Regions from separate parts of the Homo sapiens genome. Here region 2 is linked to region 1. The links are chromatin loops, found by intact Hi-C in ENCODE. Cell type or tissue: A673. All regions are shown on one strand.

Region 1 (2,500 bases):
TCCTAAATTATTTTGCAATTTCCCAACCCTCCTGTCACACAATAGTGCCACAAGCTGATACTTAAATCCCTATGTGTAATGACAAAGTACCAAACTTCCTAATTAATAATGAGTCTCAAATTCAGCTATCTCAAGTATGTTATTAGCAATAACCTTGAGGCGTCTATGCATGAGTTATTGATAGGGATGTCTTGTCCAAAACATGATTCCAGCACTTGGATAGTCCTAATAATATCTGGCTAGCAGTATGTTTCTTAATTGGAAATAATAAAAGAAACAGTATTACCACAAGTAATCAGACTTTCTTAGTTATGATACTTACACATCATAAGGCATGTGATTTATTCAACTATTTGGAGCTTCTCCAGGCACACTAGAACATAAATAAAACACAGAAGAGCAGCAAGACTGGGGAAATCACAGTGCAGTTTAGGAATTATGAAGGGGTTATGCTGCCCCTCCGCTTCAGTGTTGCAGCCGTAATGTATACGGTGCAGTTAACCTTTGACAGATAACGAGGCTTCTGTCCAGATACTAATATACAGAATATTTCGTGTCTTTCAAAGTACACCTTCAAAAGCTATTTGACAGAACCAGTCTTATATTCTAATTTCTCTAACGGCCTAGAGAGAAAACATTTTCTTTTTTTGAATTTTTGGTGAATATATTATTCTGAACTGCCCAAAAGGAAAGCCAGCTCCTGTTTGAAATCACAGCTATTAATGAAAGTATATTTTCTTTCTCCTTCCTGCTATTTCTATTAGAAATGCAGTTTATCTTTTGAATATACAGCCTCTAATGTCTTTCCTTTATTATATTTATACCAATAAAAAATTTTACAAAGATTAGTAGCAGGTAGTATTATTTTCACTGATTTATATAGGTTTTATATATTGGATGCTTAAAAACAAAGCATAAAGGCAAGGAATTAAAAATAATATCTAACTGGACAAAGAAAAGGGCAATAGTTTTGCCATAAAATGTTCACCAAGCTAAATTTGTTTCAGTTATATTGAGAGCCAGTCCTGAAACTATCAACTCCAGAGAAATTACTTTGCCTGTAATGCTAAGAGCAGCCCCTACTGGTTACAGTCATATAATTGAGACAGGGGAAATTTTAATGAAAAAAGTTAAAATATTAGAACAGAAAATATTGGAGCGTTCTGTCTTTTTAAATAGCAATGGTCTCTTTTTTTACTCTTTTTCAGTATGTGACCTGCCATATTTGCTATAAATCGCATATGAAGTATCAAATACTTAAATCTCATTTTTTGTTTCCTTTGAAGAAATTGTTTTAGATAATGCTCAAACAACCTTCCACTTGACAGAGAGCTTGCCAAAATCAGCCTTTGACAAAATTCATCTGTTAACAAGGAAAAACTAAGGAAGCATACTGTGGATGTATATTTGTAGTTTGAAATAAAAGTATAATTTTATTGGATTCATACATTATTGAATCATTATTTTCCAAATGCATAAGGGCATATTAAAAAATAATAAAACATTATATATGTTTAAAATTATGGCCCCATAAATGAAATCAGGAAATCAACAAAAATTGATTTAAAATATTTTAAAACTTTTTTCTTGCTCTAATCACCATTTTGTTGGAGGTAATTGATGAATAATAACAAAAGAATTTAAAACAAATGGAAATAATTCTGTGCTTATATTTTCTTCTCCTTTTCTGACATGTCTTCCCAAATGGCTTTACACCTAACTTCAGCACAGTGTTTCTTTGTCTATTTAAGTCTTTGACAAGACATTTAAAGAACTGAAATGATTTGTGTGTACGTATGTTTTGCATATACCTTTAAAAATACCAGAAATGTCTTACTTAACTCTTTTGAATTAATATCCAAATGATAAACATTAACATATTTGTTTAATTGGGTCATATTATGAATTCTTCATTGGGCAATATTGAATTTTCTAATGTTTGCATTCTAAGTGTTTTGCAAAATATGTTCTGTGTAATCACAATCCTCTCATATGCTACTTAGAAACAAAAATACAAAAAAGTCCCTAAAGCCTTAGAAGTTTTTTTTTAAATGCTGCATACTATATTCCCTTAAAGATTCTGAGTGCAAATTAGCATATTCAACTCTTTAATGCATCCTTTAGTAAAGAAACATGTTTAATTTTCTCTAATCCAGTTTTCCTCAAACACTTCAGTAACACGGAAACTCTTTTTCATAGCAAACCTATGAAGATCTTATGGGACTGGTCTCTTTGGGGAATATATTTTCTGTAATGTGATTCTAATTCTTTAAGGATGAATACTGAGACTGCTTTAGTCTTAGTCCTTACCTAACACCTCCTCAATCTTGAACACTTCTGGACTAATCTAGAGAAAAAATGTATCACAAAGGACTGTCTTGGCCATGTCCCCAGGGATGTGCCATCATTTTTTTTCTTTTTTTTTTTTGTTTTATACTTTATGTTCTAGGGTACATGTGCACAACGTGGTTTGTTACATATGTATACATGTGCCATGTTG
Region 2 (2,500 bases), 58 kb before region 1:
CAAACAATAAGATGTATTTATTTATTCAACTATTTGAGGAATCTCCTAAGCAAGTGTCTTTTTGATTTGTGTCATGGATGAGATTTGCTAAAAAAAAAAAAAAAAAAAAAAAAAATTTATACTTCTGTGCCAGGACACTTTTATTGTAGGAAACAGATTACATTTAATTGGATTTCTGTTCATGCCATTAATAACACTTGTGAGAAAATTTCTTCCGTTACTAATTTTGCTCTATGTCTTTCACAGTTGCATTTCTTATGTTTAAAAAGTGTTGGCAGGATATCTATTAATATTTTATGAGTACACTTTAGAAAGCTCTACTGTCTTATTTTAATTATAAGTTTTTTATTTGAGAACTAATATTTTTTGCTTCTGTGTGCAACTGAATATTTTCTTTCTGAGAGAAAGATTAAAAAGTCATCATAATACATAATTGATTGTAATCCAGAAAGGTAGAAAAATACCATAGATGTCCAATTCTTTTCTGTTATTGTGTTTTGTTGTTCAAGTTTCCCTTTTTTTTTAAATTAAGGCAGAAACTTCTGTTTCACTCAAGTCCCCCAAAAATCCTTCCCAGATTTACAAATCTCTCTGATAACTAAGGGCTGCGATGCTCAAATACTCATGGTCTTTGGGCATGAAATGGCCTACTTCAAACACGTTTTTTTTTTTTTTTTTTCAAATAGCTTTTATCTTTAAAATTTGTATAATTTTTAAAATTTTTAGCCTGTGGTATATCAATTTGTTTCAATATAAGAAATAATGCTGCAAATCATTTAACATAAAATAAATTTAGCAGTTTAGGAAGGACATCACCTGGAATTGTATCCAGCTCCCTTACTAAAAAAATGAGGCTGGGCACGGTGGCTCACACCTGTAATCCTAGCACTTTGGGAGGCTGAGGCAAGTGGATCATGAGGTCCAGAGATCAAGACCATCCTGGCTTGCTAACACGGTGAAACCCTGTCTGCACTAAAAATACAAAAATTAGCTGGGCATGGTGGTGGGCACCTATAGTCCTAGCTACTTGGGAGGCTGAGGCAGGAGAATCGCTTGAACCTGGGAGGTGGAGGTTGCAGTGAGCCAAGATTGTGCCATTGCACTCCAGCGTGGGATACAGAATGAGACCCCATCTCAAAAAAGGAAGGAAGGAAGGAAGGAAGGAAGGAAGGAAGGAAGGAAGGAAAGAAGGAAGGAAGGAAGGAAGGAAGGAAGGAAGGAAGGAAGGAAGGAAGGAAGGAAGGAAGGAGGGAAAGAGAGAAAGGTAATTAAGCAAAAAGCCAGACAAGCAGTCTGGAGATGAGATATAGGCATGAAGTCTTGAAATTACAGCAGTCTGTCTCCCAATCCTTTCTTGATGTGAATGTCAAGAATTGAGATTTGGTTTTCTAGCTCAGAGGACACAAGGCCCAGAGCTAAAAATGCCTACAGGGTGATGATTCACCAAAACTTGTAGTTATGGGTGAGTTGGTCACCAGGAGTTTGGATGAGGTATAAAGTCCACAACATTTAAAACACGACATTTAAAACCAAATCTAATGTTCCAGACATCCTCTGATGAGCAAAGAGAATAGTTGAACAACTACTTCCCAAGATCTGTTTGATTTTATCTCAACATTCTAGAATTTCATCCTTTTAAGGTATGACATAAGCAATATTATTTTACTGATAAGAAAATGAAAAATGAACAAACATGAAATAATAATTTATCTGAGACTATTCTGTGTTTTCACTTAGAGTTAACAATACCATCATTTTCTCCAGGTCCTTGTTCTTGGAAAAGCTGGACATTCACCAAGTACTCTATATCTCAAAATCATCCAACCACAAATGCTGGACTTCTCTCATGAAGCCACTGGATTCTGCTAACCTAAAGATAGTCTTTTCCCAAACTTTGAATATTATAGACCTCAATAATAAAAATCATTTTGAAAAAAATTGATGTCTGCTTATTAGTCATGCAACACTATGAGTTTGTCCACCTCATCATGAAGTCCTTATTTAGTAATGAAATGCTGATTAACACTGATTAACTGATAAATCACTGATTAAAATGGTTCATTAGGCAAGTAACTTGCATCTTATTAATAAACAACCAAATTATCTTCATCTCACATACTGTCACTAAATAGTTTAGTCTTGGAAGGAATTATCTATCTTCTCCAAATAGTAATGCTTTGTTTCTTAATACCTTTCTTAATTTCAAATGCCAGTCTCTTACTACACTTACAAATGGAATTTTAAAAGCTAAATTATGTAATTTTTTGTTTTCAGGTTAGCTTTTCACCATTTCTTGGGTAATGTTACATAAAATATTGTACCTAAAACCTTCATGCTAAATACTCAGCAAAATGATAATATTCAGTAGTCTTGAATCCTTTTAAATTGTGTCTGTAGTAGCTGTTTCTTCTTCTTCCTGCCCCCAAAATATGAATGCTGCCTAAGTTTATCTCCTAGCTGGTGTCTTCCTCTCTTTACTCTTTTCTTAGAGATCTAATCT

Evidence for each region. Peaks named below come from ENCODE experiments on the same cell type or tissue, not always from the same donor. Only the 100,000 strongest peaks of a DNase experiment are listed, where the experiment ranks them.
Region 2: a loop joins it to region 1, with 7 times the contacts of the local background. A loop is called at or near these places in 2 of 110 quality-filtered maps.

Annotation. Positions count from the first base shown.
Region 1 is chr3:76,752,366-76,754,865 of GRCh38, reverse strand. It overlaps a transcript of ROBO2 not described here. Among named protein-coding and RNA genes, the nearest start is that of ROBO2, 290 kb to the left of the region's middle. In A673, a CTCF peak has its summit at 1,088 (motif pointing left); a DNase peak (open chromatin) is centred at 1,065; H3K27ac peaks cover 474 bases.
Region 2 is chr3:76,810,525-76,813,024 of GRCh38, reverse strand. It overlaps a transcript of ROBO2 not described here. Among named protein-coding and RNA genes, the nearest start is that of ROBO2, 230 kb to the left of the region's middle. In A673, no CTCF peak of the experiment used is centred here; DNase peaks (open chromatin) are centred at 24, 544 and 1,414; H3K27ac peaks cover 2,221 bases.